Linked DNA regions of Mus musculus: regions 1 and 3 are each linked to region 2. Evidence: chromatin loops called from intact Hi-C (ENCODE). Cell type or tissue: heart. All regions are shown on one strand. Region 1 overlaps Nhlrc2 (NHL repeat containing 2). Region 2 has its middle 34 kb from the start of Gm32718. Region 3 has its middle 11 kb from the start of Gm32492.

Evidence for each region. Hi-C counts contacts between places; a loop is a spot of excess contacts. Peaks named below come from ENCODE experiments on the same cell type or tissue, not always from the same donor. Only the 100,000 strongest peaks of a DNase experiment are listed, where the experiment ranks them.
Region 1: it touches region 2 in a loop (7-fold over the local background); 21 of 42 quality-filtered maps call a loop at or near these places.
Region 3: a loop joins it to region 2, with 3 times the contacts of the local background. A loop is called at or near these places in 3 of 42 quality-filtered maps.

What each region holds. Positions count from the first base shown.
Region 1 is chr19:56,564,979-56,567,478 of GRCm38, reverse strand. The region is part of intron 2 of Nhlrc2 (NHL repeat containing 2); the gene reads right to left. Among named protein-coding and RNA genes, the nearest start is that of Nhlrc2, 18 kb to the right of the region's middle. In heart, CTCF peaks have their summits at 1,227 (motif pointing left) and 1,975 (motif pointing left); a DNase peak (open chromatin) is centred at 1,238.
Region 2 is chr19:56,775,901-56,778,400 of GRCm38, reverse strand. No RefSeq gene overlaps it. Among named protein-coding and RNA genes, the nearest start is that of Gm32718, 34 kb to the right of the region's middle. In heart, a CTCF peak has its summit at 1,180 (motif pointing right); a DNase peak (open chromatin) is centred at 1,380; H3K4me3 peaks cover 1,302 bases; H3K27ac peaks cover 700 bases.
Region 3 is chr19:56,678,742-56,681,241 of GRCm38, reverse strand. No RefSeq gene overlaps it. Among named protein-coding and RNA genes, the nearest start is that of Gm32492, 11 kb to the right of the region's middle. In heart, no CTCF peak of the experiment used is centred here; a DNase peak (open chromatin) is centred at 1,131; H3K27ac peaks cover 1,733 bases.

The DNA of each region.
Region 1 (2,500 bases), 210 kb after region 2:
CTATGGTCCAGAAATGTGTTGCTCCACAATAAAGAGCACTTGCTAGTCACATTAAATAAAGCAGAGCCTACAAGGATTCTAGTTTGTCCTTCTTTCCTTTGTCTTTCTGTATCCATGGCTCCATCTGCCACTGAGATACTAAACAGAAGCAACAGCCCCTTGCAGACTGGTCAGTCAGCTCCTACAGTAAGTCCTCATTCTTTGTTACTTTGATCAGCTCCATTTTTTTCAGAACAAACCCTGGCCATCAAATACACCTCTACTTACAGTGTAGTTTTGATCTCAGCTCCGATCTGTACACAGGACATCCTTATCTGTCCAGGGCAGCTTTCCTACTCAGCCAGAACGAGACGAGAGCTCCCCTGTGGGACATCCATGCACACGTGCAGCACACGCCCTCTGAATCCTTCACCTTCCTCACTGCTTGCTATAGCCTTGATGCTTGGAGAGGGAATGGGTACCATACCTGGTTTGTATACCTTCAGGGTGCTGAAACGTGGCTTTATGTGGCCTGGCTTTTCAATCTATTGGGACAACTCCAGTAAGTTTAATGCACATGCTTTTGTGAGTCTGGAGCTCGTAAGACGTTTTTGGTTTGGTCTGTAATTTTAACAGTTTTATTAAGCTGTTCTTTGGACTTTTCTGGGTTAATAGTCCCTGGTATCTTATAGGCCCTTTTAAGATGAAGAGTGAAGGGTTGTTTTGTTTTGTTTTTTTCCCTATTTAGGTTTCTTTTTCTATTCTAATTTCAGGTATTAGTTTGGGTGGTTGGCTTTTCCTGAGGTTCTCCCAGTAGTCCCACGCTGCACCTCCTTCTCTTGTCTTCTGAGTCGCTCACTCTCTCCCTGCACTGTTGGTCTTCTGGGGCTCAGCCTCACCCACTAGAGCTCTCTGCCTCCCTCGACTTCGCTGCAGTCTCGACTCCATCGTTACACGCAGTCATCCTCCCTTCTACATCCTGTCGTTCAGACTTCGTTTCTAATACAATCTTGAAGTCAATCAATACCCATTTCTTCTTTTCTTTTTAATTTTAGTATTTCTGATCCAACTTGGTTTTCATTTGTCTTAAGTGTTGTTTGAAGATATTACTCCAAAAAGGAACACAGTTGTTAAGTCTGTGACTCTCAGTGAGGATGTCCACACACTCTCTTTCCTGTAGTTCTGCATGGCTATGACCACCTTATCATCCTATAAACCAGGTTCCTAGCCTGAGAGCTCCCTCTTCTGACAGCTCTGCTCTCTGTGCAGTTTCATTTATGGACACCACTCATGGAGGAGGTGCTGGCTGTAATTCTCCTTCCTTCATACTGGATCCTAAACTTTCCCTTTCATTTCCTTCTTTCGCTTTGGGGCCGAATCTAAGAGGAACCACACCCTGCTTGTGTATTTGATGTTTGTCCCAAAGCAGACTTCTCTACGCTTTCCATCCTCGTCCTTCCTGAACATTTAAGGTAAGCTAGAACTAGGGCATCCAAACCTGTGCTAACATTTTAAGCTTGGTATTGGGGATTTCTTACTAGGACCTATTTGTGCTCTAAGTCTTCAGAATTACTCCTACTTTTTTTTTTCCTTTTTTTCAAAACTGTTGCATTTTATTTTTTCTTTAACATTTTTCACACAATGTATTTTTATTATGTTTTCCCTTCCTCTAATTACTCCCACCACTCTACCTACTCAATTTTACATTCTTTCTCAAAATATAGACAAAAAACAAAACACCCAAAACAGAAAAGCAGTAAGAGGGAAAAAAGGAGAAAACAAACAAACAAAATGAAACAAAAAGCCCACGAATAAACAAACTAGCAAACCAACCAGGAGTTGGTTTTGTGTTTGCCAAGCACTTGACTTGTTCTTCTGGTGCTGGTTAAGCTGCCTCTGTCCCTGTCTTCAGCTTGCATCAGGAGCACCTTTAACTAGAGCTTAGTTTATGTCTTGATGGCCACGTGATGTGAGGGCCATGGTGCTCCATCTGGTGGTGCTGTGAGATGCAGAGTCAAATACGGTTGTTTGTTTGGGAGTCAGGGGAAGACTTTAAAGCATGTGTATTAGGTACCCTTCTCGTTGCTATGACAAAATCGTCAACAAGAAGAGACTTGAAGAAGGGTTTGCTGTGGCTCGCAGTCTGAGGGTCCAGTGTGCCACTGCAGGAAAATCCTGCTGACAGGAGTGGGAGGCATCCAGCTGTGAAGCAAAGAGCACCAAATACTGGTGTCCTGCAAGGTTATAATTCAGTAATTCATGAGGAACCCTAATTCATGGGGAACCCAGCCTCATGGGATGCTGCCCCTCAAAGTTAAGGAGTGTTTCCTCACTTCAGTTGTGCTAATATGGATAATCCCTGAGGCGTGCCCTGACTGGTCTGCTAGATAATCCCACATCCTGTCTATCAAGTTGACGAAATTAAATCTTACAGGTGGCTTCCATTTTCCTTCAGGCCTGGAAACAACACAGATACATTTTGTTTAACATCATGTGTATAACTTACATAAAGTAAGTCTTC
Region 2 (2,500 bases):
GGCTTATGACCACCCCAACCATGACACATGCTTGGAATGACAGGTCCTTGCACTGTGCAGCCAGTTTACATGGCTTCTGATGATCCAACTGCAGGTCCTCATACTTTCAAGGCAAACATTTCTGCCTACCTTCACCCCAGCCCTATTTTAAATTTTTGTTCTTTTGTACTGCTGAGGGTCAAACCCAGGGCCTTAGACATACTCGTGCTCTGCCACTGAGAAGCAGCCCCAGCCCACGGCTGGACTTGTGATCACCTGAAAAATTAGACAAGTTAGTTAAAATTGCACCAGAGGAATATGAACAAAGCAGTGGCCAAATGGCTAAGAATGTATATATTAGCATCTGCCTGAGCATAAGTCTCGCTTCTGTCACCGGTTTGACCTTGTGTCATTCTCCTTGTGTGCAGAAGCTGTCGATAGGAGATACACTCCAAGGAGTTATCTGAGGATCTTTACCGTGGCATCTGGATGCAGTGAGAGCATCTTGTAGTGTTGAATAAACGTTTGCTGTTGTCAACACAGACTTCAGAGCACCAGAGTTAGAACAGGGCTCTCAGAGGCCTGAGGGCAGCACAAGGCTTCAGGCAGGACAGAAGGCTGTAGTCAGGAGAACAGCATGATGAACTTGAAGTCTTTGCTACCTCCTCAAACAATTCAGAGAGCAAGACATAGAGAAGACACAGCATGGAGTCCTGTTTCCAGGGATAGAGACCGCAAGGACGCTTTTTACATCTGTGGATGGCTTCTGTACTAGGAAGCACACTCGTAGGAGGAAACAAGTTGTCGCGTGTCACAGATTACCAGGCTGCATCCCCATGGTGAAGTGGCTGGCCGGCATCATGGCACAGATTCAAAGTCAGTTCTGCGGAGTGGGCCTTTTTCTCTGATGGACCTCTTGAGATGGATTTTTCATTAATGTGCAAATGCACACAGTTGCCATTGAGTGTGTTTGGAGGCCAAAAGACCACTTGTGGGAGTAGATAGATAGATACATTCCTTCTGCCAAATGGCTCTTAAGGCTCCAACTTGGTGAGAAACACCCTCACTTCCTGAACCGTCTCACTGACCCTTAAGATGGCTGATTTAAAAAACTCAGTTTGAACGAAAGAAATAAAAACTCCCGTCGGAGTGTGGGAGCGCCAAGAAGTTCATCTGAGAGGGAAGTGTAGGCTGGTGCCACTAGATGGCAGAGGAATGTTACCAAACAACCAGCTGTCACCACCCTGCCCTGGGAGTGTCCCTCTCCAGGCTTATCAACCTGGCTGTCGTCTTCAGGATCCTCAGGTATCTGAAATGTGAGCTGTACTTCTTGCCTTCCAGCGTCAGGTGACAGACAGCCTTAGAGCAGTCTCAGTGGCAGGCACTAGCCCAACACAGTGTGTTAGAGTGTGGCTTCACTCTCGCCCAAACTCTAACCCAGAAAACATCAAGAGCGTCTTTGAAAAGTTTACTTCCTACTCTCAAGGGTAGACATTTGGAAGAAAGGACAACGTGCTTACGGGCGCTTTGCCTGAACCACTGTGACATCATCTTTCTGCCTCACCCTGGCCAGACCTAGGTCTCAACCTTCCGACTCCATCAAGCGACTCTGCTGCTCTCTCGGTCTGTAATTTCTTAAGCTCAGAAATCGTTCTTTTGGGACATTAAACAGAGTTGCTGGCACTCTGAAATCTGAGAAGCTGGTCTTGAATCTGAATGGTGTTACTAAAGGCTCTACTTTCTGTTGTTTGGAAGATAAGGCTGTGAGCCTAGCTGGAAGGGTTTTTGTTTTAAACATCTAAACTCTAGAGTAGCTCTCTCCTGTCCAGGAAGAGTTCAGGGTGGGAATGATCAAGCAGTCTGTAAACAGCTGTTTTAATGTGACAGCAGAACCAGCCAGGAGAGCAAGGTGTGGTCTGCGGAGGATTCATAAACTTTAAGGCAGTGTGAAGGAACACAGCAAGGAGGCTTCTCACGCCATGCCTGAGAACTGTCCTGTCTGGGCAGGCGCTACATTCTCACCCCCTAACAAGAACGTTTTCCAACCACCCAGCCTCTCTGTGAATGAGAGTCACCTCACTGAAGGGAGCTTTCTTGCAAAAGACCAAGAAGTATCTTGGTTTGGTAGGGGGAAATGGGAAGCAAACCCAACTTTGTCTGCAGTGGATAGCTTCCTATTAAGCCAACAGGATCGTGGTTGTTCCATTTCAAAGAAATTCTACCTCCCCTCTAGTGGGGAGTTGGGCGCCCCTCCTCTGGCTTCCTCGAAAGGGCCGCTGGAGCAGCTGGTGGATCAAAGGACACCAGGGAGGGAGCATAGAGCGGCCAAGGGCGGCTCCGGGGCTGCGCTGAGCTCAAAGGCGGGGAGGAGCCGCACCCTCACTGCGGAGCTTCTCATCCCTTTGTCCTGGTATCTCCGTGGGGCTTTGAAAGGTGCCATCCAAGTGGCAAGCTGGGAACAGGTCCCCTTTGGAGCCTGCAGCCAGCCACTTCTTTCTGTCAGCGGCCCACCACACCCTCT
Region 3 (2,500 bases), 97 kb after region 2:
CAGATGCAAACGGCTGTGGTGAAGACTGTTAGCACTAGGCGGAGAGGAAGCGCGGACCAGAGAAAGGATCCCGTCCAGCTTTGCCTGAACCTGAGCTTGTGTGCAGTTACTTCCGGGTGCATGGGTAACTCAAAGGCCCCTAGACCTTTTGGGAAGTGTGATGGTTTGCCTATGCTTGACCCAGGGTGGCACTTTTAGAAGGTGTGGCCCTGTTGGAATAGGTATGTCACAGTGGGCGTGGGTTTTAAGACCTTCACCCTAGCTGCCTGGAAGGCAGTATTTTCCTAGCAGCCTCCAGATGAAGATGTAGAACTCTCAGCTCCTCCTGCACCATGCCTGCCTGGATGCTGCCCTGCTTCCACCTTGGTGATAATGGACTGAACCTGTGAACCTGTAAGCCAGCCTCGATGAAATGTTGTCCAATTAGAGAGTTGCCTCGGTCGTGGTGTCTGTTCACAGCAGGAAAACCCTATCTAAAACAGGAAGTCTCTTGGGCAGCTTATGAATAGCTATGCCGCTGAAGAGCCCCATCTGTGGCGTGGATGAATCATGAAAAGATGTAGCACTAAAGACTCTTTGGGGTCCCAATCCCCAGTCCACGTATTAGGTCTTACATGACCTGGGTAAGGGTTGGGTTCATGTGGGGATCTGTAAAGGCTCATTAGCCTAGCAGTCCTCTCTCCACCCGTAAGGGAATGTTGATAGGCTGGTCCTGGTGAGTGTCTCCTGTGGGTGATCACAGATGCTCTCATTCAAGGCAGCCTGGAGGAAACAGCCTACAACAGCTGCAAGAGATGATCATGTGCAGGGGCGACAGATATCTGCAGTCCTTCCTGTCTCTGCTCCCTTCATTCCAGAGGGCCCGTCCCTGGGACAACGGCTGCTCAGTGAAATGCGGTGCCCAGGGGAGTCATTCAGGAGATATCTGATTCATATGACACACGCATGCATGTGAGAAGATCTGTCTGTGGTCCTAAGCAAGCGTCAGGTGTGTGGATGTAGCTGACAAAGCCCTGGAAGCCCTTGGAGACTTTCAGCATGCTTAGCTGTAGGTGAGAGCCAAGTCTGTTCCTGGAACTTTGGAGCTGATGTTGGCAGAGGCTGCTGCTTTGTACAATGAGGCACTTTAAGGTCACCGTCAGCTTCAGGTTTGTGTGTGGTGAGAGTTACCATTGCCGGCTCACAGATAGCTAGGTGCTGTCAGCAGGACTTTCACAGGCCTGCTCTCTGTGTGCCAGGAGATGGGAGAGGACCCACAGTGTTAACTGATTTCTACCATGTAAATACCTCGCCGTGGCTAACTTGTAACAGTTTAACCACTGACTCTCAGAGGTGTTGCAGTTTCAGGGAACATTTAGCGGCTGGCTCCCATACACCAGCCTACTTCTTTCTGTCAGGAAGGCCAGGCGATAGTTCTGCAGGCCTAATTCCTGTGGCTTCTCAGCTTTTCCTCACTCCCTGTGTTCATGCTTACACTTCACAAAGGAGATGGCCGCATGCCCGGGACCATGAGTTTTCTCTCCACTGTTTGAGTTTTTCCTCTGTTATAGTCTTTCAACCATGGCCCTCGGCTGAATTGAGTAGTTGACCTTGTGACTCTCCACTGACTGGCTCTTACTTACGGTGGACGGTAGCTCTCCATAAGAGTCTCCTTGTTCTGAATCCTTCTGAATTTGGTGTTCTCCATAGAAAGGATGTCACTACAGTGTCCCCCGAGAACTTAGGAAACGGATGGTTATAATTTCACCATCCAAACGCTGTGGGGACAGAGAGGTAGTGAACGCTGAGTCAGAACAGGTCAGGTTAGTGTAGGTCTGCACACCGGATGAGGAGCCGCAGCCTGTGCTGATCCACAAGCCACACACCTTTCAAAGTCTGGGGCTACAGGGCCACTTCCTGTCTCGTTTTCATTTGCCACTTTGTTCCAAAGGAAATCTCATTCTCAAAGCACATTAATAATGAGCAAAATGCCATGGTCCTTCATCAGGGTCGTACTTCGAAACAAAGGCAGACCTTACACATTTATGTATTGAAGTCTGTGCATTATATTCCCAGCCCTGCTCTGGCCCTCCCCGGCCCCAACAAAATACCATCCATTCCTAAAAGTAGAAATGAGAAATTGAACATCCTTTAGGCCTTGTTTCTTCTCAGGGGCTGCACAGGCCACTCTGCCATGTTGACTCCCTGCATCAGGAGCCCAGAAGTCTTTTTCCACATGCAGTTGACGTGTGCCTTCTGCAAGTCCCCTGCAGTCCTTTGTGTTCACGTCCATCTTCAAACCTGGCTAGAGTAGCTCAGGTGGGTCCTGTGGAGGAGCCAGACACAGCTGCCTAACATACAACCACCCTTAGGTCCAGGGACAGGAGCCATTTTGTGGCCAGTGGAAGCGTGGTGGTCACTGTCACCAGTTTCATACACAAGAGAGACCTGGAAGTAAATGGACAAGCCAGATGACACCCAAGCAGTGACGTGTTGCTCACTGGTGACATTTGCGCCACTT